Regions from separate parts of the Homo sapiens genome. Here regions 1, 2 and 3 are each linked to region 4. The links are chromatin loops, found by intact Hi-C in ENCODE. Cell type or tissue: heart right ventricle. All regions are shown on one strand. Links, peaks and the distances in the headings refer to the core of each region. The heading gives the core; the rest is flanking DNA. Region 1 has its middle 200 kb from the start of PPP1R3A. Region 2 has its middle 130 kb from the start of PPP1R3A. Region 3 has its middle 150 kb from the start of PPP1R3A. Region 4 holds the start of PPP1R3A (protein phosphatase 1 regulatory subunit 3A).

Region 1 (7,680 bases), core at 868-5,867, 200 kb after region 4:
GACATTGAAAAACACGTTATTTCCTGCTTTGGGACTGTGGAATGTATAGCCTATATAACATAATACATGTCTTAAATACTGAAATTTGTATGTGTTGAGAAAACAAAATTAACTAAGTTACAGTTTTATATTAATAATATTCATGATATTCAGAAGAGGGCAGTGGAACTGATTTGTGGGTCAAGAATGGGGCTGTAGAGGAAAATAGGATATGATCATTTAAAAGAAAGCAAGATCTCTATAGTAGCCTTTGTGTTTTTTTCTCTAAGAAACATACCTTAGTAAATAAGTATTCCCTTTCTTTATTTCTTAGCTGTAATAAGTGAGAATTAATTTTAATAAAAGGATCTGTATGGTGTGAGCAGGGTTTGTGAAGCATTATGAAATGCTTGTCTTTAAACCCCTCCTCTCTCCTGTATTCTTCCTCTCCTGCACCCCAATCTATTCTGATTGTACTTTCCTGTTATCTGAGGTATTAGCAAAATGTAGCTTGATATCGCACCCTGACCAGAGGCTTTGCATTTAGTGTGGAAATCTTAAAGATGAAATTACCTCACCAACTAAAGGAATAATTAGGGGTAATGATTTTTTTAATTGCATAGGTTAATTTATTTGTCCAAGGAAGTTATTGAAGTCTGAATCAGAAAGATCATCACTAAATATGACTACATATATTTAAGATAAATCTGACTTAGAAAGGTTTTAGGCAACAGGGAAGACAGAACAAAGTTATGAAATTTTATTTATATGCATGTTATGGGTGTGTCTGTATAAAGTTGAACCCAGAAAATATGTAGCTCCTTTAATTTCTCTTAATAATGTTTTGTACTTTTTTGTGTAGTCTTACTTATTAGAATTACTCTTAGATTTTCATTTTGAGAACACATAGATGTCTAGTTATTCCAGCACCATTTGTTGAAAAGATTATTTTTTCTCCATTGTATCACCTTTGTTCCTTTGTCATAGATCAGTTAACTATATTTGTGTAGGTCTACTTTGAGGCTGTCTGTTCTGTTCCATTGATCCATTTGTCTATTCTGTCATGAATACCACATGGTCTTGATTACTGTAGCTTTATGGCAAATCTTGAAGTTGGGTAGTGCCAGTCCTCCAACTTTTTTCTTTTCTTCAACATTGAGTTGGCTATTCTGAGTCTTTTGCATCTCCATATTAAAATTAGAATCAGTTTATCGATCTCCACAAAATAACTTGCTGGGATCTTTATTTGGATTAAATTGAATCTACAGATCAAGTTTGGAAGAACTGACATCTTGACAGTCTTTAATCTTCCTATCCATGAACATCGAATATCTCTTCATTTATTTAGTTCTTTGATTTCTTTTATCAGATTTTTATAGTATTCTTCAAATAGATCTTGCACATATTGTGTTAGATTTACACCTAAATATTTATTTTGTGGGGTCTTAATGTAAATGGTGCTGTGTTTTAAATTTCAAGTTCTACTTGTTTATTGTTGGTATCGGGAAAGTGGCGACATTTGTACCTTAGCTCTGGAAATTCTTTTGGCTAATAATTTCTTGAAAATTTTTATATCTGTAGTCATGAGATAGATTATCCTATAATTATGCTTTCTTACAATGCTTTTGTCAGATTTTCATCTCAAAGTTATTTGCCTTATATGTTGGGGAACGTTTCTTCTTGTTCTATGCTCTGAAAGAGTTTCTGTAAGTTTGGTGTTACTTCTTATGTTGGAAATATTTACTGCAGATGCCAATAGAGCCTAAAATTTTCTTTTGAGAAATGTTTTTAATTACACATGTGTTTTTTTAATTGGATACCAAGTAATTTAGATTTTTTATTTCATTCTGGTCAGTTTTCAAAAATTGTATTATTTTAGGAGTTCTTTGTTCATAAAAAGTCTCAGATTTATTGGCATAAACACATTCAAATTATCATTTTAGAGATACCCCACAAGATGTGATATATGTTTGCTTTATTATCCAGTCAAAATATTTTCTAACCTTCCTTGTGATTTCTTTTATCCAGTGATTATCCAGAAATAATTGCTTAATATTTAAACATTTGGATGCATTTCTAGTTGCCCTCTTTTTTTTTTCTTGCTCTGTCACCCAGGCTGGAGTTCAGTGGCACAATCTCAGCTCACTGCAACCTCTGCCTCCTGGGTTCAAGCAAGTCTCCTGACTCAGCCTCCTGAGTAGCTGGGACTACAGGCATGTGCCACCACCCTTGGCTAATTTTTGTTTTTTTTTTTTTTTTTTTTTTAGTAGAGACAGAGTTTTACCATGTTGGCCAGGCTGGTCTTGAACTCCTGACCTCGTGATCCACCAGCCTCGGCCTCCCAAAGTGCTGGAATTACAAGCATGAGCCACTGTGCCTGGCCTCTAGTTGCCTTTTATATATTTCTTACTGATATTTAACTTTATTTCACTGTGCGATTTTAATCTTAGTTTGTTAGAGAATTGATACATTTCAGAATAAGGTAAATTTTGTTAAATGATTTCCATGCACTCAAAAATATTCTGCAATTGTATTCAGTGTTCCCTATATGTTCATTATGGCCAAGTTTGCTTATTATAATTAGTCATGGTTTTATCTACATATTCTTTCAATAACTGAGGAAAGTGTTAGAATTTTCTTGTAACTTGACTGTAGATTTTACTGCTTTTTATTTATGTAGCTTTCTTATTTATAGTTTTGAAACTATTATCAAGTGCATACAAATTTAGAACAATTTTCCCTTCATGGTAGAAGATAACATTAGGAAATATCCTATTTATTTTTAGTAACTCTTTTTGGTTTAAAATCTACTTTTTCTAATATCAATAAAGCTAAACTATCTTTCTCATAGCATAGGTGTTTTAGTCCACTTTTGATGTTATAACAAAATACCACAGACTGTGTAATTTATAATCAATAGAAATATATTTCTCACAGTTCTGAAAGCTATAAGTCCTGGATCAGCTTTTCATGTCTGGGGAGGGCACAGTTTCCCTGCTTCCAAGATGGCGACTTGTTGCTGTATCCTCAAAGATAGAAGACGGAAGAGCAAGAAAGACACAGTCTCTCTGAAGCCTTTTGAAATAAGGGTATTAATGCATTCTTTTTTTTATAAGTAGCCACTACTTCTCCAGTACTGAAACTTAATTATGCAGAAGATTGTCTAGCATGTAGGTTGGCCGGCACAAATGCACAATTAAGGTTAAGAGCCATAGTTCTGATATTGTTGATATTTTAAAATTAAAGTTTTTAAAACAGTGAAACACTTCTTTTTATGTTGCTTTAAATCTATTTAATTAACACACATGTATTTAAGATTTTCAAATGCCATAAATAAGAGATAGCTTTATAATTCAGATTAGTAAGGACTCTAAAGTAGTTTTAGTTTATACTGAATTATTAGTACATTTAAAATTAAATCATTTTATTTTGCATTATGCTCAGGTGCTACTAGTATAGCTGGAAAAAATCTTTATTGCAAGAAACATAATATAAGAAATTGAACTTTGCTATTCTGCAGTGGCTTATTGTGCCCAGGATATGTTAAAATAGCCTATAATAACAAAAACGAATTTGTTAAATATAGGGTAAATTAAATAAAAATGAAGATTGAAATCTAACAGTGAATCTGATATCATAGACAACTTTAAATATAAATATAGGTCTGAATATTTCTAATTGCAAGAAAATTTCCTATTCAGACACATTTAGTAGAGTTTTACAAATATATGTTGCAGCACCATCTAGCAAACTCCTGGTGTATTTACCACATCACAAACATTTTGTTCTTTTTCTGGTAGTGAATATATTTTGCTGAATATCTTCAGAGTTGTGGAAAATTACATTTTTTATGAAGCAGAAGGAAATACTCTCAATGATAACTCATTACATAGACATTCTAAATTTATACTTTTAAATTCTATTTCCTATATATAAGCCCATGCATTAGAATACAATATACATGCTTTTCTTTTTAAACACAACTCCTCGAATATAATTTTAACATATGCCAATATTTGATATTCTCAACTGTTTACTTTATTGGTCTATGGATGAAATAAAACTAAAAGCCTTGTCTATTATAGCTAGGTAAAATGATGTAAATGGGAAAGTTCATAAATCATAAATTTATATTTTAATATTATTATTCTTGATGACAGTGCAGACAGTTTATGAAATGGAGGAGAGTATTGTAAGTGGGAAAACATGAGTTTGGACATAAACCAACTTACTATTTTTATGACCTTAGGCAAATTATATAACCTCTCTCAAATCTTAGTTTCCTGAGCTTCAACCTGCCAACAATGATAACAACAGTAATAATGAGGCATTGAGAAGAAGTGCTTTGCACAGAATATATAATTCAATAGATTATTTTTCATAATTTACCTCCTACTAAGTTGTTTCTGACTATTTTACAGGTGAAGCTATTAAGAAAGTAAACTGAAAAAAAATCATTTATCAAATACTCAATTTGTCTTGACTGCCTAGGTTCATTTTGACTTATTTCAGACAAAAGTTAACATAGTTTGCATACCAATAGCTCAACATGACCAATGGCAAAATAGTCATTTCTGTCAGTTCAGAAAATTGGTTGGAAGTTTTCATTCAGAAAAAGCAACTATTTTATTAACTGAATTGTTCTGTCTTTTCAACTGGTTAAGGTCTATAATTATATCCAGAGGAACAAATCATCTGAAAAGAAAAAAAAAAGCTGAATTCCAGTAGAACATGCTGAAAATAACCAAGTGAATTCAATGAGCTGGTTTAAGTTGCCTGATTTTTAGAAACATAACCCACATTACTAAGATAAAATGTTTTTCCACTAAGCAAATGTACAAGCAAAACAACCTCCAGGTTTTTATGTCTAGAAACTGTTCTTATTGTTTGAATTGATAGCTGATTTGAAGCTTGGGACACAGGCTGGGTTACAAGCGTCATAATGTCAGCCTGTCAACTATCACATTTCTGAAACACAGCATCCAGTTACTTTGGACAGGGAATGGTCTGCTGGATCCTGAGAGTTCAGTCCCTGCCAGCAGTCTTATAATAGCTGAAGGATGCAGACAGTAACCTTTCCATTTAGCACCGACAAAGATTCCACCCAGAAACCCAAAGCCTGGGAAACACCCGCAGAGGTTTAGCTTAAGTCAGAGTTAAAGCTCTAGTTTCAGTTTATTGTATTTTTTGTCCTCTTTTCTTTTTTTAGAAATTAAGAGACGTTTGACTGAACCAAATATACTGTTTATAAACAAAACACTAAGAACCTTGAAAGCACTAATCAAGTCCTATGATTAAAGCTCCCGTGTCAACTGCTTTGCCTCTTGCATTAACATCTAAATAACACCATTCTGATGGCATAGGAACAAAAGAGTACACGTTTATGACTGGACTATATAAAAGTGACAGAAAGAAATTAGCAGTTAAGGCTTTTCAGAGAAGGTTGGCCTCTTTGGTATAACTAAGCAACCTTTGAGAAGCAGACAGTGGTATTTCAGCACTTGAGTACCATGCTTTGCTGGGTTATTTCAGACACTACAAGTAATGTATTGTTTAGTTGTACCCATGTACACCATTAAATGCATCACAGTGTGGCATGGATTCAGCAAGTTTTAGTCATAACATGCCAGCTGGAGAATATTAAGGGGGGAAAATCCGTTTTCAATTTCTGCTTAATGTTCCGGTGATAATAATGTAACTCACTTCTGTAAATGTATTTACCTTTCAAACACGATAACTACTATTCAACATATAGGTAAAAATAGAATTTTCAGTAATGTGGCATTTGCTTACTCCCACTTCTTTACTCAGTTTTTGAATTTTGTTCTTATTCTTCATTGATACATATATGTTTCAACTTTTCTTTCTTTCTCTTTTTTTTTTTTTTTTTTTTACTTCTAGGGTTAATTAACCTTAACACTAGACTGACATTTGCCAGGTTTACTGGAGCAACAAAAATGTCTTTGTAGGCAAGAATTATACAAACACTGTGAATGTATTTTGCAATTGTTTTCCTGAACATTTTATGGCTACTAAAACCTTATGGTGGGCTTTTACAGTAATTATTGTGGCCTATGAAAAATGTGCTTTTTTTTATTTTTGCCATGAAAATAATTTTCATTTGCTTTCCTGCCCCAATCATTAAAATCTACCCAGAGGATTCCTCCTTGTCTACTGAGCATGTCTACTAAGACCTGCTCCATATTTAACTTGCTCTTAGATCACACCATGGCTTGAGAATTCTTTTAATCTCTTTTCCATTTATAACTGTACTGCTTGACCTTTTTTCAGCAAGGTGTCTTGTATATAAAATGTCAGTGAGAGGATTACAGACATGGGACAAAGACATAGTTTAATTAAAAAAGGTCCTGCGAGACTGAAAAAGGTTACTGGCCTAGATCACAAATATTTAATGCCAGATGACTATTTATGAGGCTAAAATAAAAAAAAAAAGAAAAAATGGCCACTAGTAATTGACCAACCATTACATTTGCAATAATTAAATTATATTTCTGATTAAAACTTTTGCTTTGTCCTTATGATAAATTAAAACATTTAAGCTATGAGTCATGCCAGTTAGAAAATTAAAATTAATTCAACATTATTTTAAGGGAGACAATATAACAGAGGTCTATAGACCTGGTTATTTTTAATGTCAAGGTCTGAATATTTTTTAAAATTCATTCATTGCTTAGAAACTACTTATGTGAAGCTACGTATGGTTTGACTGAACCAAATACATCCATGCAACAGGTGGCTTTGCCACCCATTTATCTTTTCATCTTACCTCATGTACATGCACATATATACAAATTAAAATAGTTAACAACTGAGTTATTTAACCACCGATTCAGCAATGACATCAGTTAATCAGATGGGATCCCCAAGCAGTCTAAAAGGATACTGCTATTTAAAACTAGTTTGACTATAAGTATGAAGGCCAGCAGAATTACACACACACATTCACACAGAAACACACACACACACACACACACAGAGTCATGTGCTGCAGAACAACGTTTCAGCCAATGACAAACTGCATAGTCCACAGAGGTTCCATAAGTTTGCAATGGAGCTGCAAATATCCTATTGCCCAGTGACTTTATAGATGTCCAAACATCATAGGACAATGTGTTACTCACGGGTGTGTGGTGATGCTGGTGCTGCCAGTTGATAAAGTCTAGCACATACAATTGTGTATAGTATATAATACTTGATAATGATAATAAACAACTATGCTACTGATTTATGTATTTACTGTATTACACTTTTTAATCATTATTTTAGAGTGTACTCCTTCTTGGAGTACAAAAAGTTAAGTGTAGAACAGCCTGAGGCAGATCCTTCAGGAGGTATTCCAGAAGAAGCATACAGGAAGTGAGAGCTCCCTGTATATAACATTACTGTAATGTTATATAATAAAAAATGGTAACAATCTGCTTTAAGCTAAACCCTTATCACACTTCCTTTCTAAAACTCAAAAGCTTTTTGGAATCAAACATCCCACCTGAGCATTAAGACGGTACTATGCTGCAGGCTTCCAACCTTAGATAATGATTGATCTTTCTGAAACCGTGAGTTAGGAATCTCATTCTTGTTTGTGATCACTTCTTGATATTTGCCCTGATCAAACACTTCCTCATGTGCGGGAGAATTTGCAGTTCTATTGGAGATACTTGTATGTTTTGTGGACATATAGAA
Region 2 (7,680 bases), core at 1,674-6,673, 130 kb after region 4:
CACTTAGGTGTGTTTCTTCCTATTTATTCTTCTGAAGTTCTCAGAATTTTTGGAATCTGTGGTTGATTTGGAGAAGTCTTCACGATTATCTCTCTAAACATTTCTTTTTATCTCTTTCTGCATCTCCAAATATATGTATGTTAGACCATGAGATGTCATATCATAGTTCTTGGGTGCTCTGTTTCAGATTCTCTCTCTCCTCTTTTTATTTGTGCTTTAGTTTGAATAATTTATGTTGCTCTATTTTGAAATTCACTGATTATTTCCTGGGTTTAGTCTGCTAAGAAGCCCAGCAAATGTATGCTTTCTCTCTGATGTGTATTTTACTTCTAGAATCTTCCTTTGGCTCTTTTATGATATTTTCACCTCTCTGCAGAAATCTCTCTGTTCATGCATTTTGTTTATTTTTCATATCAAATTTTTAAACATATTATCATAGTTATTTTAGTATTTCTCTGATAGTTACATTTGGATCTGATTAGTTATCTTGCTTACTTCTTAAAAATTTTTAAAGATTTTCTTGCTCTTTTACATTTTTTTATTAGTACATTCCAGACATCATGTATAAAAGAACAGTAAAGACCAAGGTAAATAATATTTATGTTTGGAAATAAGTTCATCTCTTCTATCAGGCTGTTAGTTTGGGCTTGATTCAATTAATCAGTACCTTACCTAGATTTTGTTGCTGTATTTACCTTTATGTTCTACAGACTTCAAATTACTTCAGTGGTAGATTTCTACTCTCTTGTGTTTCTCTTGTGTTTAGTTCAGGGGCTGGGATACCAGGAAGTTTTTCTCAGTGTTCCTGCTTTCCATTCAGCTTTCATAGATGTGCATAGGCCCTGCATACCTGGGCCATCTATTTACCTCTTTGCTTCTGACCCTCTCAAAGACACAGATTGTTACTCAAGCAACAAGTATATGGCTCTATGGGGAAAAAGTGGCTCTCACTTGTCCTCCATTTTCAGTATTATGCAGGGCCTGTGCACTGGAGTCTCAAGGGGGAGCTTTTACAATGTTGTTTCTCCTCCAGTGGCAGTCATGTTTTCCCTTCAACACAGCATGGACTTTAGAGGGCAAGGAGCTTTCCTTCCTTTCATTGATCTCAGCCTAACTCTGTCTTCTGTCAGTGGGAGAGTTGACATGCGTAAGTTTCCTGCCTCTCCCCAGTAGCCTTAGACATCACTTTTATACTAGTACAAGGCCCTAAGCGCACATTTTTTATTTCCTGATTCTCTACCAGCAGCAGTTGGTTTTTCCTAGGATTAGTGGAGGATGGTAGGTGGGGAGTCATGTTTTCTGTCATTTTTCCCCTTGGTGGCAGCTGATAATTTTCTGGAACACGAAGCCAAGAAATTTTCCTGCCCCTTGCCACAGCTGACCACTGGTTCTTTAATTAGTGTGTACTATTTCTACCTACATTCCTTTGGTCTGAACTTTGTCAGTTGGTCACATCTAATTCTAATGGGGAGAGTTGGGAAATGTAGCCTTCCTGTGTACACTGTAGGAAATTAAACAGCATAATAAACACATCATGTTGTCTCTGCTTTACGAAGATAATGGGAAAGAGACTAAATTGAGGACTACTCCTAGTTTTCAGTCTCCTTGGCTTTGTAATCACGACTTGATAATCTGGCCCCTGTCTACATCTTCAGCTTTATTTTCTCCCACATTCTACACATATCCTGTGGTGCAGGATAACTGTTTACATGTATTTTAAATACTGCACTCTCTCTTGAGCATTCTTTTTGCATATGCTCTGTCTCCTTTCTTCATTGTTTCCCTTTTTACATCCTGTCTCCAGGGAATCATCTCCAGCCTTTCTTCCATGACCCTATACAATTTTACAGTTTTCTGTTTTAGCATTTATCAAGCTGTGTTATAATTGATTGTAAGTTATTTGAAGATAGGACAAGTGCAGAGACATGTGTTGGGTAACAGATTTCATTTTCTTTCAGGATATTATAGTTCTAGTGCTCTGAGAGAAATCTAGTTATCCAACACTAACTACAGTATTTACTCAACTTCTTTCTGGTTTTCTCTCATTCTCTAGCCTTCTTTTGCATATTCTACTACTAATTAAGTGATTTTGAAAAGTATTTCAAATTCTTGAAAAAGAAATACTTTAATAAAAATAATGGATAATACTTATTATTCTAAGTATCTCACATGTATCAATTCATTTAATTTTCACAACAACCTTATAAAGTATTATTTGTCTATTTAAGAAATGAAATAGAGGCTGGGGCAGGCGGATCATGAGTTCAGGAGATCGAGACCATCCTGACTAACATGATGAAACCCTGTCTCTACTAAAACTACAAAAAATTAGCCGGGCGTGATGGTGGTTGGCACCTGTAGTCCCAGCTACTGGGGAGGCCGAGGCAGGAGAATGGTGTGAATCTGGGAGGCGGAGCTTGCAGTGAGCCGAGATCTCGCTACTGCACTCCAGGCTGGACAACAGAGCGAGACTCTGTCTCAGAAAAAAAAAAAAAAAAGACAAAAAAAGAAAAAGAAAGAAAGAAGCACAGAAAGGTTATGTAACAATTTTACACAGCTAGCAGGGGTTAGGCTTGGGATATGGAGCCAGGCAATTTGACTTTGTGGTCTGGGCTCTTTGGAACAGGTGTTCATCCTCTGTCCAATTAACAGTGGTAATTACAGTGACATTACTTAATACCAAGAATATGACTATATCAGTCAGAATCCAGATAGGAAAACAGAAATATTTTATTATAGTTCATTTAACAGACAAATTTTAATTTAGAGTGTTGGTTAAACAGTACTGGAGGGCTGAGAATGATTAAGTGAAACCCTGAGGTTACAAAGGCTATGCCCCCTACCATCCCACTCCTACCCTGCGCACGCTCACCTCTACATTTAATGGAGAAGTTGGGAGGCAGCAAAAAGAATTGCCAGACCAATAGTCTAATGATGCTGTATCTGTAAGGATGTAGTCAGAAATTTGTTAACTAGGTAATCTATAGGGTAAAAGGGAACTCTAGGGTGTCACTGAGCCAGCAACTACAGGATGAGTTCCTAAAGGAGAAAAAGGGAAATGGTTAAAATTGTTAAGACTTAGCAGAGGGGTTCTGTAGAGTTGAAACTCAGACTACAGAGGAGTCTGAGATCCCATGAGTCTGGGATCCAGACTTCCAAGAAGTGGATGCCAGACCACTAGTGTGTTTGTCTCATGGTGATAGTGGGGAGGTCATGAGGGAGCTAGTTTTGCAAGTGTTCAAAACTCTGCAAAACTGATTTATCTGCTTTTGCAGAAAGGAATTGCTACTGCTGGGATGAAGAGTCATTGCTATCATGATGCTCAGAGGAACAGTAAGGAGGCAAGAAGCAAAACAGGAGATATCAAGGCTCTTCCTCCTCCTTTCTTCTAGCAGAATCCCTCTAGTGTCCCCTATTGTCAGAGTCTAACAGAAATGTTAACTATGGAGGTGAAATGCTGAAATTTGCTTTGCAGAGTTGCATCACTAGTGTTGCAAAGCCAAGTATAGATGAGTGGATTTGGAGCTAAGAGACAATAGATTGATAAGCAGAACAAATGGACATAGGTCTTGGGCTATATGTCTGGAGGAATGTGCTTGCTAGAGATAGGAACCTTCCAATTTCAGTTGTAAATTGAGGAGTGTGCCCACAATCCTGAGTTTCAGACTGACACTGTGCAGTCCTTCTCAAGTCAGCTGGCCTGGGACCTAAGTTGATGGGCAATAGTCAGCAGAAGACAGAGAGGTCCATCTCCTTAATGTGTCTACAAATGTCAAAAATAAGGTGAAGGTAGGATGGTAAGAAACGCACTCTCTCAAATTCCAGGGGGTGTTCCTAGCAGATGGGGAGCTCATCCTGAGATACAGACAGTAAGGAGCTGGGCTACTTTTCAGCACATGAGTCGTCTCAGCAGGGGTGATTGTGTACCTAAATTGTCTTTGGACCTGGCCTCCAAAGATCTTCTCCCAGGTCCTCAAGAAAGAGGACTTATAAGAAACAAAGTAAATAGACTAAAAAAAAATTTTAATGTAAGTATCTGATGTGATTAAAGCAATTCATTGGAAAGGTTAATCTAGAAATGACATGTTGGATTAGAAGGAAGGAGAATTGGCAGACAAGACGCCCAACGAGACAACGAAGCCTATTGTCTGAACTAGGGTTCTAACAAGCAGACTTGAAACACAAAAACATAAATACCATTCAAGAAGGGAAAGAGAAGGAAAAAAGATGATAGCCAGTGAAACTTATCATGTTATATAGAGCCTGTTGTTATTATGCCCATCTCCTTTGCTGGATTCTGAGCAATGGGTATAGAAAGACATTTTCTTGTTTGCCATTCTTATTGGGGGTTGGAGGGAGACAGGCTCTAATAAAAAAGCTATGGCATTATTAAAAACACAAAAGAGAAAGACTTCCTGAAAACAGCATAGTGAGAAGAGTACTTCTGGTAGAGATTTAGAAGGAGGCCTGCACAAATACATGCGAGTAGTGTTGGCAGCTGCTGGACAGTAACTTGAGTGACATTGGCAGGCTCTACTTGTGACAATTGGCAGAGTCATGAGGTCCAGTGTTATCAGCAACTGGCATGCAGTTAATCGTGGAGTCAATAAGGCTGTGTAGTGGACAGAGAGGGCCACACATTTCTGCAGACTTCCCGTAATGGCTGCCAAAGAGAATGTATCTGCAAACTCCACAATCCTGCTGCAGGGAGGCACCACCTTGGGGAGCGGGCAATTATAGTAAGGATGATAGTGACAGTGCAGCATCTAAACTTTATTAAAGTTACCTGGCACCTTGCTAGATGTTACACATACATTGTTTTATTTAGTTCTTATAAACCAATTCTAAAGTAGGTACTATTATCATGATCCCTACTTTATAGATTATGAAATTTGGGCTTAGAAAATTAAAGTGAGTTTGTCAAGATCACATGGATATAAATGGAAAACCCAGGTTTACTTTCTCAAAAGCCTGTGCTAAGGGCTACCAGGTCTTGTAAGGAAGCTCAGGCCAATCATGACTTTCCTCACCACACTTTCTGTTCCCATTGTCCATCATCTCCTCCTAAGCTCATACTGGCTGGAAACTGAGGGTTCTATGTAAAGGGTTGTAAGCATAATGGATCAGGGTTAATAAAATACAGGTTTACATGCAAATAGGTAATCTTATTGCTCCCTCCTTCACAGTGTTGTTGCTTCTCAAATATTTGTAATTCTTGATCATGAGCTCAGGTTTGCAACTGGTATTTCCCACTACATTAACCACTGCCAACTTAAATTTGCTATAGATTTTTGGCAGATGCACTTTATTTGGTTAAGAAGCTCTTGCTCTATTCTCAGGTTTCTAGGAATTTTATTATGAATTGGTTTAACCCATCTATTTTATTTTTAATATTATGGAAAATATTTCCATTTTTAAAAGTTCTGTTTAGTTCTTTATCAATTTTCCTGTTCTTTCCTTCTTTCTAGCTTAATATTTATTATCATTTGTTTATGTCTTTTTTCAATCATTTTAAAATGTAGCACTCAGCAAGATACTTTGCAACTTTCTTTCTTTGTTGAGACAAGGTCTCACTCTGTTGCCCAAGCTGGAGTGCAGTGGCATGATCACAGCTCACTGCAGCCTCTAATTCCTGTGCTTAAGCTATCCTGCCACCTTAGCCTCCTTAGTAGCTAGGACTGTAGAGGCATGTCACCATGACTGACTAATTTTTTAAAAAAATATTTTGCATAAATGGGGTCTCACTATGTGTTGCCTGGGCTGGTCTCGCACTTCTGGCCTCAAACAATTCTCCCACCTCGACCTCCCAAAGTGTTGGGTTTACAGGCATGAACTACACACCTGTCCCACAACTTTCTTTGGCTCTTGTGACTCTGTTTTCAACTCCCCTTTACATCAGTGTGGCATCCTTCAAGGCTGTGAGGCATTTCCAGGACAGTCAGTCTCAACTACTCTTCATGAACTGGTTTAAGGGTACTTTTCTATTCCCATATGAGTAGTAATAATTCATTTCCCAGAGCTTCAGAACTGTGTCGTGTCTGATACCCTAGTCTCCTGTCATGGCATCAGTTATATATCTACAGCTTTGATTGTTCTCTTCATTTTTCAGAAGTAAGGATTTTTCCATTCTTTTATTCTTTCCTTTTCCTCTTTTTTAATGCTTGGCTATGATTTATGTATTTTTGTTTTATTTTGTCTAGTACGTCTACATATGTATGGGAAGAGGGACTTCTGGGTTCACTCAGTTCACCATGTTGCTGGAAAGCATTATAAAATATTAGTGCTATAATAATCATTTTTCTATATGCCCTTTATATGCTAGTTCAATTTGGTTTTTTGAGGATAAATTTATACATGTGAATCTTCTTATAGAAAAAAAATTTAGAATTATGATTAATTTTTTTCAAATTTTTATCCAGAAAGTTTACAGTTTACACTGATACCAGTAGTGCCTGAGAATACATGTTCCAGAGACATGCTGAGACTTAAAGGTTGAATAAAAGTTTACCAAGTGAAGAAGGGAAGAAATGCATTCCATACAGAGGCAGCAATATGTAAAAATGCAAAGAAATATTCAAAAATATATTTCAGGAGTTACAGGAGATTCACTAGGGAATAATGAAAAGATTATGGATATATGAATTATAAAATCCTTGCTTTGTCACTTCCTTACCCACATCCTAGGAAGGTGGATAAATTAATTAATCCCTTAGACCTGATTTTTGTTACTTGTGAAATGATGGTCATCCACATTTTAGGTTTCTTGTGAGTACTAAGTAAAATAATGTTAGCAGAGTACCTGGTAGGTGATCATTCATTTAGTAAGTTATATCTTATGTTGTCAAGACTAGAATATTAGGTCTAGAAGGGTTTATTTAGAACTGATACCATTTTTTTTCCTTTAAATATTTGTTAGAATTCACCCATAAAACCCATCTGAGGGTCGGGCGTGGTGACTCACGCCTGTAATCCCAGCACTTTTGGAGGCCGAGGCTGGCGGATCACAAGGTCAGGAGATTGAGACCATCCTGGCTAACATGGTGAAACCCCGTCTCTACTAAAAATACAAAAAATGCCCAGGCGTGGTGGCGGGCGTCTGTAGTGCCAGCTACTCCAGAGGCTGAGGCAGGAGAATGGCGTGAACCGGGGAGGCAGAGTTTGCAGTGAGCCGAGACGATGCCACTGTACTCCAGCCTGGGTGACACAGTGAGATGCAATCAAAACAAACAAACAAACACACAAACAAAAAACCATTTGACCAGGTGTTTCTCTATGCAAAGATTTTTAACTAAAAATTAAGTTTCTTTGGTAGATATAGAAATATTCGGGTTATATATTGCCTTTTGAATGAGCTTTAGTAGTTTGTGTTTTTTAAGGAACTGGTTCATTTCAACAAAGTTGTCTAATTTACTGGAATAAAGTTATTCGCAATAATTTATTTTTACCTTTTAAATATCTGTAGATTCTGTGGTGATGTCATCTCTCTCATTCCTGATATTTGTAATTTGTGATTTCTCTTTTATTTCTGATCAGCTTGAATTAAAGTTTATCCATTTTATTGCTATGCTTAGAGGGCCAGCTTTTGTTTGTATTAATTTCCTCTGTGGTTTTTCTGTTTTATTTTTCATTTATTTCTGTTCTGATCTTTATTATTTCTTTTCTTTTGCTTACTTTGGCTTT
Region 3 (7,680 bases), core at 1,021-6,020, 140 kb after region 4:
GGCCATACTGCCCAAGGTAATTTACAGATTCAATGCCATCCCCATCAAGCTACCAATGACTTTCTTCACAGAACTGGAAAAAACTACTTTAAAGTTCATATGGAACCAAAAAAGAGCCCGCATTGCCAAGTCAATCCTAAGCCAAAAGAACAAAGCTGGAGGCATCACGCTACCTGACTTCAAACTATACTACAAGGCTACAGTAACCAAAACAGCATGGTACTGGTACCAAAACAGAGATGTAGATCAATGGAACAGAACAGAGCCCTCAGAAATAATGCCGCATATCTACAACTATCTGATCTTTGACAAACCTGAGAAAAACAAGCAATGGGGAAAGGATTCCCTATTTAATAAATGGTGCTGGGAAAACTGGCTAGCCATATGTAGAAAGCTGAAACTGGATCCCTTCCTTACACCTTATACAAAAATCAATTCAAGATGGATTAAAGATTTAAACGTTAAACCTAAAACCATAAAAACCCTAGAAGAAAACCTAGGCATTACCATTCAGGACATAGGCGTGGGCAAGGACTTCATGTCCAAAACACCAAAAGCAATGGCAACAAAAGACAAAATTGACAAATGGGATCTAATTAAACTAAAGAGCTTCTGCACAGCAAAAGAAACTACCATCAGAGTGAACAGGCAACCTACAACATGGGAGAAAATTTTTGCAACCTACTCATCTGACAAAGGGCTAATATCCAGAATCTACAATGAACTCAAACAAATTTACAAGAAAAAAACAAACAACCCCATCAAAAAGTGGGCGAAGGACATGAACAGACACTTCTCAAAAGAAGACATTTATGCAGCCAAAAAACACATGAAGAAATGCTCATCATCACTGGCCATCAGAGAAATGCAAATCAAAACCACTATGAGATATCATCTCACACCAGTTAGAATGGCAATCATTAAAAAGTCAGGAAACAACAGGTGCTGGAGAGGATGCGGAGAAATAGGAACACTTTTACACTGTTGGTGGGACTGTAAACTAGTTCAACCATTGTGGAAGTCAGTGTGGCGATTCCTCAGGGATCTAGAACTAGAAATACCATTTGACCCAGCCATCCCATTACTGGGTATATACCCAAATGAGTATAAATCATGCTGCTATAAAGACACATGCACACGTATGTTTATTGCGGCACTATTCACAATAGCAAAGACTTGGAACCAACCCAAATGTCCAACAATGATAGACTGGATTAAGAAAATGTGGCACATATACACCATGGAATACTATGCAGCCATAAAAAATGATGAGTTCATATCCTTTGTAGGGACATGGATGAAATTGGAAACCATCATTCTCAGTAAACTATCGCAAGAACAAAAAACCAAACACCGCATATTCTCACTCATAGGTGGGAATTGAACAATGAGATCACATGGACACAGGAAGGGGAATATCACACTCTGGGGACTGTGGTGGGGTCGGGGGAGGGGGGAGGGATAGCATTGGGAGATATACCTAATGCTAGATGACACATTAGTGGGTGCAGCGCACCAGCATGGCACATGTATACATATGTAACTAACCTGCACAATGTGCACATGTACCCTAAAACTTAGAGTATAATAAAAAAAAAAAAAAAAAAATGCCATTATGTAGATGCATGATTTGTCCATTTTCTTTATGACAAAACTAAAGCTCAGATGGTCATTGTGTCAAGGTGTTAACTTGGTACCATGGCCAGCTCTATCTGGTGATACCAAGGAAAACTTCACAGATGTGCTGAACTCTGAAGAAAGAATACAAATTTACCAGGCAGAAAAATCAAGGCAGTGGATAGGCAAAGGGAACAGCCAGTGTAAAGAGGCAGGAGAGATAAAAAGGAGTAGAAATCTGAGTATTTCAGTCAACTGCAACTTTAGAGTCTAGACAGAGAACGAAGATGAATTTGCAGAAGCAGGTAGGTGGTCAATCAAGGAAGGAAGATGTTACTTGCAATAGTAAGGGTTTAAATGTAACAAAGAAGAGGGATAAGGTGTAGGAAATTTTTAAAAGATAAGGACTACAGAACTTACTGATATAAAATGTGAGGAAAAGGGAAAAAATCTAAGGAATTCCAAGTTTGTGGCTTGGGTGAGTAAATGAGTGAGTTATTCAAAAGGGTGAGGAGGTTGAGTGGGAAGACTAAAATTTCAGTTTTGGGCCAAGTGATTTTGAGTTGTCTATCAAATATACAGGTGGTATGCCAAGTAAGCACGTATATATTTCTCAGAAGAGAAAGCTGAACAGGAAAAACAGGAATATCACTAGTGTGTATGGTGTTTGCCAAATCCAGGAACAGAGAGGACCCTGGGGACTGTGTAGAGTGAGAAGAGAATGGATAGAGTGAGAAGAGGATGGCAATAGAAATAAGATAGCAAAATAGAATGAGAAGGAAAAACAAGAATTATAGGAGAAAGAAAACAGAGACACAAGAGAAATTGGTGTTTTTGAAAGCAGGAGAAATTGGTGTTTTCGAAAGAGAAATTGGTGTTTTTGAAAGCATTTCTCTTCTCATGTCTGTTCCACACCTATATTGCTCCTCAGTATGAAAATATACAACCAGGTGAAAAAAGATTAACATCTCAATTGAACACTTAAAAATTATTTTTCTGTTTCACCCTGAAAATCATTTTTTCATCTGTCTTATTAGTCTGAATTCATGTCTGAATCAATGATATGAAATCTATAATCATTTGAATATTTTCATTCTCCTAGATAGCTTGTTAGACATCAGGCATACATTTAAATAGGTAGAGTTTATTTTTATTTTTGTTCTTATTTTACAATGAAGTGTTCTAAAAAGATAAACAGTAGTATATACAGAGCCTACTGTACAAACCACAAGGTTTTGTCATATATATTTTCAAAAATGTTTATTGAATAATTAATACACGGATAAAAAAGGGGTCTATTACTCTAAATCCCTTTAAGGTAGTGTTGGTCACAATGGACTCATTTAATTTTAAACATCTATTTTAAATGTTACCTTAACTTTGCCCCAGCAGAATTAAACTAATGCTTAAAGAATGGAGCATATCTAGGGCAAAATACTCCCAATCCCTACTTTTGAATGATGCAAATCAAGTACCTTATTCGAAAATTTAAATCTCACAATTCCTTTAGCAAAACTTTTAAAACCTGGGAAAAATAAAATGGTATTGTATATTTTCTTGAGTGACCAGCAAACCACATGCATTTTAAATTTAGATATCTGACAGGGAAGTGTTACATGTCTGTGGCAGGATTAATTTTTGCTCTGTCAGAACTGACCTGGTGCTGTAGTTATTTTAAGCTCTGGAAATACAGAAGTGTTATGGTTGCCAAATACTAGGTGCCATCTAGCGGCCATTGGGAGTTAAGATAAATGTTCACAATAATTCCAAAGTGTTCTGATTATTTCCCCAATTTTTAAAATCATTTTTAAATCATGGTGAGTTACATTTATTGCTTTCTAATTACACAATCCAGCTTTTTCAGGTTTCAAGTCCCTCAAATTTATATTCCTGCAAAAGAAATATCCTTCAGCGCTATTGCTGTTAGTGTTAGAATCTTGATTGGTTTAACTTTTCAACTTTGGGTCAAGAGATTTTCTTTCTTGATTTTAGTAGAAGGGACATTACCCATATAATACATTCTTATTAAAATGAGTGTTGGAGAGATTGTATTGTTTTCCAAAAGGCTCAAATTTATGTTTTACTTTTCTTCCCTAAATTAGAGTTGTTTATAATTTGAGGATGCCCTTCCAAGGTAGACTAAGGGTCAAGTAGAAGCATTTGAGTGATATTACTAATTCCCATAGTTAATCATTTTGAATGTAGAAAATTAATAGCTTTGCATTTGTGTAAAAGACAGATGTAAAGTTTCATGAAAACCTTTAACATTTTGGGATTCTTAAGTAGGACAAATTTTGATCCAGTGAGAAATGTGGACAAAATCCAGGTCTGGTGCTTTCCGTCTCCAAGAACTTGTCGGAAATAAAAAATTAATAAATTATAGTGTACGTAATTGTCTTTGGTAAGCATAATAATGTTGTGATAACATTATTTGATATTGATACTTATTATGACAACGAATAGTAAATACGATTATAATGCATTTTACCACATGAAAGTAAAAACTGAGAAACATTAAACACTATTATTATCTTGCCATCTGGCATTTATATATATTTATTATGTAGTTTTGATGCAGCACATTGGTTTTATTTTGGCAACAGTTAATCATTTATTTCTTTTGGGAAGTCATATTCAATTTGGAAAATTGTACTTTAGCTCTGTGGTAAAGCAAAGGTTTTATTAAGGTTCTGTAATTTGGACTGGAAAGACACCATTTCAGTGTCACAATCCTGCTGTGCCTATAGGAAATGAAATACTTAGAACTCATAAATATCATATGTTTAGTAGGGATTATATACAAGATGCCTGGGCAAGGGCTACATTCAGTCAATCAACAAATATTTATTTTACTTATTTATGTATTTATTGAGACAGAGTCTCCCTCTGTCACCCAGGCTGGGGTGCAGTGGTGTGATCTCAGCTCACTGCAACCTCCACCTCCTGGGTTCAAGCGATTCTTATGCCTCAGCCTCCAGAGTAGCTGGGATTACAGGAGTGTGCCACCATGCCTGGCTAATTTTTGTATTTTTAGTAGAGACGGGGTTTCACCATGTTGGCCAGGCTGGTCTCAAACTCCTGGCCTCAAGTGATCTGCCTGCCTCGGCCTCCCAAAGTGCTAGGATTACAGGCATGAGCCACCATGCCTGGCCCACAAATATTTATTGAATATATACCATTAGCAAGGAGCTAGGAATATATCTTTGAACAAGAAAGACAATGTTGTCGCCTTTAAGAGGATAGTATCTTAGGAGTAATATTTACAAGAGATATTTGATGGACAAGTAAAAACTAAATAATAACATTACAGTTAGTAAAAAATAAACTCATAGTGGATTGGAGAATGAGACTATTTAGATGCAAAATAGAAAAATGTTTAAAAGGGTCCTTAATCATTTACTTGATGATTTGTAAATATTGGAAGGTGCTTTTATAGGCACTTCTGTAGGCACTTTATATTCAGACAGTAGTTTGATACAATATTCCTTCCTATCATAACCCATGCCGTTATAGTGAGTTAACACCTGTCTCTGAGTTTTAAAAATTAAATACTAATGAAAGCAGTAACCCATCACTGTAACTCTGTGCCTCACTATACAACGCTCTGAAGAGATGTGTGTAACCAGGTTATTGAAATATTTAACTTAGTAGGACATAACATGAAATTATTTTATTTTTTTACCAATGATTGCCCCAATAAGGACTAAGTTAAGTCTTACTTTCCTGATGGGTAGCAGATCTTCTAAAAATTTTTAAGCAGATTTCCAAAGCTTTGCAGTCATTTACAGTTATCATAATCTATAATTTTAATACCAGAATCAGTCATTTTAATATGAGATTATTCAAGTTCAGTTATCTGCAGCAGCATCTATTTAATCAGTAGAAAATGGGTACATCCCTTGCCATGCCAAAGAAGAGGAGTGGCAGTTTTGATCATTTGGAGGCTGTGGGACAGAACAAATGCGAAATTCAGAGAGGACAAGGGAGGCCTGATTTGAACACTAAAATTTCCAAAATGAAAGATGGAACAATGGTAGAGAGGTATTGTGATGGAGATTAGTATGTGGGACACATTAAACCACTGCTTAATTTATGATCAAAGTAGACTTCGACTCCCCAGCTTTTTTCGGCCTTATTATTAATACTCAGCATAGCCCAGGCAACATAGCAGGGAGTAAATAGTGTGATTTTTATTTTAAGTTGAAGGCTCATTAATTGTTTGCCAGGTTCAAATACAAGATATCTAAGGAGGTGAAGGACTGGAAAAGGTTGGGTGGAAAAGGTTGGGTAGAAAAGGGAGACGGCTGAATTCAGTTAAACAAACAGTAAAGTGTATCACTAACTTACTAATAGCTGGTTATTTTAAACACAATTGGTTATATGGATGTCACTTTAGGTAGCATTCTATACTGTTTAAAGTTATTTATAAAATACCTAATATTTGTTATAAAATATTGTTTCCTTATTAAAAAAGTGATGAGTAAATAAAATCACTTTTTGAACTTATACTTTTATCCTTTATGTCTATTTTATTTGTGAAATATACATATTGAAACTATGCCTAGAAAGTTCTTTCAGTTCCTTACAGAAAATAATTCTATAACTACAAGGTTCTATTATTATTATATAGTGGGTGTTAGACAATACGAAGCCTACATGACTCAGTTATATTTTCATAGCACTTTTATTTTTTTAGCATAATTGTCTTTGTAATAGCATAAAATGACATTGTGGGGATAATGCTCTATTGAATTGGAGCCCACAGAAATCTGTGTGAATATGCATTTAGCACTCTGTATCACACCTTATTAATGACAGTATAAATGTTAATACAGTTTTATTGCTGTAAGAAATGTTGGCTGTACTTATTTATTTTCATGTTTGTTTCTTTTATGATGGAAGTAAAGGAAAAGGAGATTAGGCGTGGATGAGACTTTTAATGGAGGTTTTGCTGGTAAAATATTTGAATTTCTATTCCCATTGCACACTACTTGGTCAAGTGAGGAAACACATTGGTCCCTTTCTTCTGAGATATCTTGTCTCCTTTGGGAATAGAGAAATAAAGAGTTCACATAAATGATATTTACAAATATGATACAAAATATTATTCATTTTGTCTCTGTGGTATAAATCTTTCTAACATGGATTATATGCATTCCAATATTCATAAAATTAGATAAATACAATAACATTTGCTTGAGAAAAAGCAATATAAAGTAAAATTACTACAGATATTTATGGGAAGGAGAAAAATATGCCAGGGAGTAAAAAAGAAATACAATAGACCTGTTTAGTGTAAGTAGCTTCTAGGAAGAGAAAGGGATATGACAGTGACACGGAGTGCTGGGAAGGGAAGAGCATGGTACCCTTTAAGTTATACGGAAGTGGGGAAGGGAATTGCTGGGTAGAGGAGGGCGTGGTCCCTGGCTGGGGCTCCACCCCCATGGACCTAGGTGAGGACAGGCGTTTCCTGCCGAGATGTTGCATTTCCCAAGACCACTCTGACCTGCCACACCCCCATCCACCTGAGACCCTAGCAAGGCAGAGACAGAGGCAGCTAGCTGGAGGTGGAGAGGAGGACATCAGTGGAGGAACCCACAGAGGCACCTGGACGTGGAGAGGAGCATATAGGTGGGGGAACACACGGGCAGCTGGACTTCGAGAGGAATGCACCAACAGGCACTGGCAGGCTGATGGGCCACCAACTGGCAGAACTAAGCACAGTTTGGCCAGGGCAGTCAGAGGAGAGCCCAGGCGGCCCGGGCCGCTGAGTGCCCTAACTCCAGAGGAAATCCATCTCCCTTCTGGCTCCCCCATCTGCTGAGAGCTACTTCCACTCAATAAAACCTTGCACTCATTCTCCAAGCCCAGGTGTGATCCGATTCTTCTAGTACACCAAGGCAAGAACCCAGGATACAGAAAGCCCTCTGTCCTTACGACAACATAGAGGGACTGAGCTGGTTAACACAAGCCTATAGACGGAAAAACTAAATGAGCAAAACTAAAAGAGCATCCTGTAACACATGCCCACTGGGGCTTCAGGAGCTGTAAACATTTACCCCT
Region 4 (7,680 bases), core at 1,268-6,267:
AGAAACTCAGTTGGCATTGAGATACAGTATGTATAAATAAAGAGGAACACACATATGTATTTTAAGTTATATATGTATATATGTTATATACATATTTGCATATATTTCATACCTCATATCTTCTGTTTGCTCCTCCAAATCCACTTGCCACCCTTTCCACCATTTTCCTCCCTGTTTTCTGCTGCGGGAGACTGACCTGAATGAACTATAATAGTTCCCATGCCCTCTGGCCAATAGGTAGCTCTGGTAGGACATCATAAAAAGGGAGAAGAATGAATTCAGTTTATTATGCTCCCGGATCACTCCTGGCAAAGTCGTCTTCAACTGGCTGTGTCCTTTGACCAGGTCTCCAGTTGGTAAGCTCTTTATGGCACGCTTTGCTTTCAAGTTCTGATAAGTGTTCCCTTCCCTTATCCCTTGAAGGATGGTAAAAGCTCTGATGCAATTGACCCCAGTTTGTCACACTAGTTCTTGTGGCTTCTCTGCCTTTACACTTTATAAATAGACCCTTGTAAATAAATCCTCCTGAAATTATCTTATTTGAGCATGCCATCTATTTCCTATTTACTGGGTTCCTGACTGATACTGTTTTTTATGTTAATGGTGCCTTTGAGAATATTTGATTAATACCAAAAATTATGGAATGCATGGAGACTTGAGCTTTAGTTTGTAAAAAAAAAAAAAAAAAAAAAAAAGAAGGAAAGAAAAAGCTTTAATTCTTCTAAAAACAGTATACCTTAGCAGCTGAAGAAGAGTGTGATAAATTGTGTTGAAATTGAGGTAGTGGTGGATATGAGAAAATGGGACATTGGTCTGATCTGTGATATGGAAATAAAGCAAGGAAATGTGAATTTTAACTGAATGCAAACACCAAGTCACAAGGCTGAGGCTGTTAGTATTTCTTTTCATGCTCCAGAGACACTTGATCTATAATATTGCATTCATCTGGGGGCAGCTCATTAACAGAAAAATACAGGCAAGCTGGAAGGAGTTCATAGAGGAGTAACAAAATGGTAAAAAGCACTGGAGGATTGACATGTGGGAAGAGATTAAAAAGATGAAATCACTCTGCTTTAGCTAAGTGGTGACTAAGGGGGAACATGTCAACTGTCTACAATTATGTGAAGGTTATAAATTCCAAAAGAAAGGCAGTGATTACTACAAATCAAGGTAGTGCTCTGTGTAAAGAGACACATTAACAAGGGAAAAGTTTAGATCAAATAACAGGACCATTTTCTAATGTAGAGCTATATTATGTCTTATAAAGCTAAGTGTTACACACTATAGCCTTTGAAAAAGACAAAAATGAAACAAATTACAAATCATTTCTTAATGATATATATGAATTCTCTGTAGCTAGATAGATTACATATCTATCCATCTATCTGTTGATATACCTTAGAAATCAGCCTTTTACAAACATATATCGGAATTGAAATAGTGACTGGTGCTATTACTATAGGTTTTGTGCTAGACATTTAACAAGAATCTTGTTTAATTTTAAACATTGTACTTTGACAATTAAGGCAACTGTGGGTTAGAACATCTGAGTAACATTCGGAAGGTCATCCAGCTAGTAAGCAGCAGAGCCAGGAAATGGACCCAGGGGTCTTCATTTCCATTCCTTTGCTAACTAACTCCTGGATAGTTAAAATATTTCAGTACATTATTATATCTTAAATTTTCATTATCCCATTATTTACATGGCTATATGAACTATTTTACTAATTTCCATAAAGCATTTTGTTGCTGATTTCCTTGACTACATAGCAATGTATTTCAGGTACCTTGAAATATAGCTACTTGTAGTCATCAAATCTGAAAGGCACAGACATTTCCGCAGCCATTACCCATTCTTGAGCAATCCATGTGGTCACCACCCATTCTAGCTATGTGGATGAGATAAAGCTCAAATAATTTCATTTCTTTATCCTTCTAGACACTAGTCACTTATAATTTTAGAAAATAATTTCTCCATCCACTACTTTATGCAATTCAAATTACCTAATAAGTTATACCATATTAATGAGGTTTTCATTTGAAAGAAATTATGCTATTGGGCTCTTTATAAAAAGAAAAACTAATCACCTTTCACACTTCGTATATTTTTTCAGTTTAATTAATAGATATTTTGAAAGAAAACCATGCTCATGTATAATATTTCAAACAGTACAGCAGACCATAAAGTAAAATGAATAGAGCCCCCATTCCTCTGCCATCTTTAAATTCTGTGGTTAGAAGTAAATACTGCTAACATTGTCTTTTGTATCCTTTCAGGAGTTTTCTATGTACATATCTGTACACATTTTCTTTTTTATCACTTAGCCATTTATCTTGGTTATCTTTCCATATTAGCACATAAAGTGCTACTTTATCCTTCTAAAACATTCTATTGTATGGGTTATTTATCCAATGCTCTTTCGAGAGGGACATTTAACAGGTTTGTAGAGACTGTTAAACGCACAATTCTGTTATGAACATAGATCTCTATTTATCTTTGTATACTTTCCCATACTGACAGAGCAAATTTCTAGCTGGGGCATTTCTCGGTCAAATTGTGTGCAGTTAAATTTTTATAGGTTTTTACCAAAATGACCATCCCCCAACTTGGGTTTTATGACATAAAAAAAACGTGACAGTTTAAGCAGGCTGTTCATACTTTAAAACTCATATTGAATTTCAAGGTGTGATGGTATCAACTTCTGCTTTGTGGGCATAAAATGGCCATTTGCAAAAGAACATTTTATTCTACGTAGATGTATTAGTCCTGGATCAGGCTTACCTTTGCCCACTTATATTTGTAAATCAATAACATGTCTTATCTGTATTTTCCCATGGCTTAATTAAAATAAATGTACTAATGTTTAAAATAATGAATTTGATTACTTCTTTGTTCTAGGCTTTTGCTTGGGTTATTTCTTCTACCTGGACAATCTGCCTTGCTCCAACCTTGCATGTCTAAATTCCACCTACCCTTCATGCTTTATTTAAAATGATACCTTCCCCATCTGAATCATGTTTCCTTCCTCAGAACTTTCAGCACCTCTATTTAACCCTTTTGTAATAAAGCTATACATTTATAAATCCCTGAAAATGATAGCTGTCATTATTAGTAGGCTCTGGATCTCTTCAGTTCTATAAATGTTCTTATCTTTCCCTGTTTGCACTTACCTGCTCCATGGATTAATTTAGTCCAAACTACATATTCAGTATTGTGATACTACTTTTATTTTATTTAAAAAAAATCCACATTTTCATTTTTAACATCAACTAATTAAAATAATATTTTTATCCTAAAGTTCCAGGATTTCCAATACAGCAGAACATGATTTAAAAATATCTGTTTGGAACTTAGCTCATAAACAAATACAGCTTTAAAAACTGCCAGTTAAATCTGAAACATACTGGTGGGAGTAGCATGGATGCTATCATATGCAAGGCCTTTAGGGGGAGGCTAGCAGGGTTGCAGGCTAGCATAGTTGACACGCCATTGGACCTATTTATAGAGCTGAGTTCTTTTTGCAATGTCAACTGTAACATTATACCTATTTTAAGCCTCAGTATCTCAAATGTCAGCCTCTACTAGTCGTACAGTTCTCTCTTATTTGATATCAGAGAGCCCAATGGAGCCTTCTGAAGTACCTAGTCAGATTAGCAAAGATAATTTTTTAGAAGTTCCTAATTTATCTGACTCTCTTTGTGAAGATGAAGAAGTTACTTTCCAACCTGGTTTCTCCCCTCAACCAAGTAGACGAGGTTCTGATTCTTCTGAAGACATATACCTGGATACCCCATCTTCAGGTACTAGAAGAGTTTCATTTGCTGATTCCTTTGGATTCAATCTTGTGTCTGTTAAAGAATTTGATTGCTGGGAATTACCGAGTGCTTCAACCACTTTTGACTTAGGGACGGACATTTTCCACACAGAAGAATATGTTTTAGCCCCACTGTTTGACTTGCCTTCTTCAAAAGAAGATCTTATGCAACAACTCCAAATACAGAAAGCAATACTGGAGTCAACTGAGTCTCTTCTTGGGTCTACAAGTATCAAGGGTATTATTCGAGTTTTGAATGTTTCTTTTGAGAAGTTAGTATATGTAAGAATGTCTTTAGATGACTGGCAGACACATTATGACATTTTAGCAGAATATGTTCCTAATTCATGTGATGGTGAAACTGACCAGTTCTCCTTTAAGATTGTATTGGTTCCTCCTTATCAAAAAGATGGCAGTAAAGTTGAGTTTTGTATACGTTATGAAACTTCTGTTGGTACATTTTGGTCAAATAATAATGGCACAAATTATACATTCATTTGTCAAAAGAAAGAACAAGAGCCGGAGCCTGTAAAACCATGGAAAGAAGTTCCTAACAGACAAATAAAAGGCTGCTTAAAGGTAAAATCAAGGTGAGGATATATCTTACATATTTTATTATTCACAATCTTAAAGTTTTTATGTCATTCTTTATTTCATGTGTTGTAAGAAAGTGACTCTATTTAAAAATATACTGCTTGCTATGTAAAAAACAATGGTGCCAGGCTTTAACAAGGTCAAAGCTATTCAAATAATAGCACTGTGTAACCCTTTCTACAAATGTGAGAAAAAATATGGCTGTAATGCAATAGGTTGGGAGAGAAGTGCACTGTGTATATTACTTGCCTAATGAGTTATAAATTATTCCTGCTCAAACCATGAAATCTAGATTATTCACATATAAAATTATTTACTTTGACATTTAAAGTACTTTTATTTTCAGTCGTTTTTAAATGTCTATGCTTTCCTTTGAAACAGTTTTGATTAACATAAAACTATATTTCAATATGTATCTAGTTCTCAGAAATTTGTAAACTTCTCCCAAAAGCTGCAAAGAACTTCTTCATAACTGTTTTGAGTTATACAGGGATGTTTGAAGTGATACATGTTAATTTAAATTATAAAAGAAATGACCTTAATGATTAACAGAAAGACATAAGTATATCAGTGATATATGAGTTACACACAAAATTTCATTAATTATAACCAAGAATAACATTATGGAACACAAATTAGTATAATTTAGTAAAAGTCAATGGAGCAGAACAAAAAATGACCCAAATATAAATAGGGATATTCAGCTATATAGATTAGAGATTTGGGATGTGACCCCTCATTAGTAACCTTACTCTCTTGTTAATGTGAAAAATAAGAAAAACTGGCATTCAGCTGTCTCGATAGTACATAGCTGGCTAATTTCTGTGACACTAGGTAAGTAGAGAAAACATTCAGGAGAAGTGAGACCCCTTCTGCTCCTCAGTATCCCAGAGGGAAAGTCTACATTGCTCCAGCCACAGGCAAATGTTTGATCATCCTCTGAGTGGTCCATCTTAACTGTCCCTAAACCCAAGGATTTTGGTAACTGTACCAGAAATAGTGTAATGTAGGAAATAGGAAATATAGGAAATAGGAAAGGGAACTGTTTTGGAATCAAGACACCCAGATTTAATTCTCTAAGGGGAATTTAATACAAAGCATAAGATACGATATTGGGAAATTTTTTTAAAAATTGTGCTTTAAACGATAAATAATAACTACTAAATGCATTGTTCCAATGTATTAATAAACTAAATGCAGTATAGATGGAAGCAATTCAAACATATATATTATGTTTATTTTCATTTTCCTTTAAAGTCATCTGAAATATTGGCTTAATCAACTTTGTGAATTAGGCCAACTTTCTTGGTCTAAATCAAACTTTCTTTGATTTTAACTGATGCTGTTAGGAAAGAGAGTATAATAATCTCTACATAGGCTAAAATAATAATTTAGATGTTTATGAAATTACTCTAACACATTAGCTACACTAACAAAATAAGTTCAACATTATTTAGCAAACTAATTTATATGCATAATATATACATATTAAATACTTTAGAAATGAGATAAGCATTAGTGAATATCTGTTAAACACACTGCAACTTGCTCTATATGTTAGAGAAACCAAAATTTAGAAAAGGCGCAGCATTATTGTCTAAAAGCTCATAAAAGAGGCAGTGTTGAACTCAGCGGATTTTTCTGCAATTTAATGCAGTTTTAAAATTCAAGCAATACCTGCTGAACTGTGGTTTGGATAGGGGATTCCTTTGATTCCTTTGATATGCCAAACTTGACTGATACCAAGGCAAAGACTAGCCAACTGATAGGCCTCATCTTCTACCTTGGTCATAATATTTTTGGAACTTCTCCTAGTTGAAGATATGTAGAACTATATGTATCCACACATACATTTGTATTCAGAACAGTAATCATTGGATTCACAGCGGACACCATTCAAGTTTTAATATTGCTTTGGGGAAAAACCTGAGAAGAACTAAACCACAAAATGGTCTGAAGGCCTGTAAAGTTTCCTAATGAGTTATAAAAATGGAAAAAATCTCTCTCCCTCAAAACCACAAATACATTTTCTGCACTTCTGTAACTTAAAAATGACCAACATAATTCGAACCACATTTTGAAAAAAGCATTTGCCTCTGGAGGAGGCATTTTGTGCTGAATTTCAGTCCAACATGAATTTTTACATCTGATTTATATACCACTCAAAATGGAGTGTATAAAGGAAATCCTGACAGATCCTTAGAACAGCATGTGCCATAATAGAATATTTATACAGCTTTTCCATGATATAATTTATATGCAATGGGGTTTCAAATATTCCTAAAACTCACACAAGAGAGCATTATCAAATTTCTAAATGAATATTGCAGTTGGATTTTATTGTGAAGAGTTTGGTTAGAGAAAAATAGCACACCTTATCGGTGTTATTTTACAAAATGTGTACTTGACTAAAATAAAAATGAACTAATACTTATTTGATCAAAAATTATAGCTACTAAAATCTCTTCTCTCCAAATAGTTACAGAATCTAAATGGGTCATTTCTGAGCATTTCTACACTTCCTATGTAGCTTAATTTGGAGGTTATTTCTTTCAGAAGGTAAAAACAGAATATATATATGTATATATATGTATGTGTATATATATGTATATGTATATATGTATGTATATGTATGTATATATGTATATGTATATATGTATATACATATACATACATATATATATATGATTTTTTCTTTATACCTGCAAATAGATTAGTAATAGTATGTAATATCAGTCATAGCTAAAATGAAAATCAGGCTGCCCTAGTGTAGAGAATAACAGCTAACTTCAATTCTTCTTAATAAAAAAGTTAATTTGCTATCAGGGTGCCTGAGATTGTATCTTCTGAAAGTGTCAATAATCCCTTCTAATAAGTATGGAATGAATGAATGTGGAAATACATTTAGGTAGGATTTCTGTTAAGTCAATCACCCACCCAGGCATTATGTTTTCTCTATGGAGATTTTTCTCATGTTAAGAGTTTGCAAATCTCCACATTGGTGTGGGTTGTCTATTTTCTTTTGATGCCTGATAGTCTGTACACTTTGGACAGAAAGAAATATGTAGAGAGAAGGGGAGGCAGAGCTTGTAACTCATAGGCATGTGATTGAGAGTGACCCAAAGATATTTAATTGCACCGAAAGGCATGCATCATGAGATACTTAAGTATCACCACATATGCTAGCAAACTAAGCAGATTCCTGATATATCTGATGGGTTTTATTTTAAAATCAATGACAAAAATGACATTGATATAAATCACATTAAAT

The links. Peaks named below come from ENCODE experiments on the same cell type or tissue, not always from the same donor. Only the 100,000 strongest peaks of a DNase experiment are listed, where the experiment ranks them.
Region 1: it touches region 4 in a loop (8-fold over the local background); 3 of 110 quality-filtered maps call a loop at or near these places.
Region 2: a loop joins it to region 4, with 3 times the contacts of the local background. A loop is called at or near these places in 16 of 110 quality-filtered maps.
Region 3: a loop joins it to region 4, with 4 times the contacts of the local background. A loop is called at or near these places in 11 of 110 quality-filtered maps.

What each region holds. Positions count from the first base shown.
Region 1 is chr7:113,713,981-113,721,660 of GRCh38, reverse strand. No RefSeq gene overlaps it. Among named protein-coding and RNA genes, the nearest start is that of PPP1R3A, 200 kb to the left of the region's middle. In heart right ventricle, for the core only: a CTCF peak has its summit at 3,705; a DNase peak (open chromatin) is centred at 5,016; H3K27ac peaks cover 1,529 bases.
Region 2 is chr7:113,787,085-113,794,764 of GRCh38, reverse strand. No RefSeq gene overlaps it. Among named protein-coding and RNA genes, the nearest start is that of PPP1R3A, 130 kb to the left of the region's middle. In heart right ventricle, for the core only: no CTCF peak of the experiment used is centred there; a DNase peak (open chromatin) is centred at 4,574; H3K27ac peaks cover 442 bases.
Region 3 is chr7:113,770,045-113,777,724 of GRCh38, reverse strand. No RefSeq gene overlaps it. Among named protein-coding and RNA genes, the nearest start is that of PPP1R3A, 150 kb to the left of the region's middle. In heart right ventricle, for the core only: a CTCF peak has its summit at 3,350 (motif pointing left); no DNase peak of the experiment used is centred there.
Region 4 is chr7:113,914,940-113,922,619 of GRCh38, reverse strand. PPP1R3A (protein phosphatase 1 regulatory subunit 3A) reads left to right here and starts at 3,611. Exons shown (of 4, transcript NM_002711.4): 1 at 3,611-4,405. The coding sequence starts at 3,624. In heart right ventricle, for the core only: CTCF peaks have their summits at 3,246 and 3,447; no DNase peak of the experiment used is centred there; H3K4me3 peaks cover 2,836 bases; H3K27ac peaks cover 3,693 bases.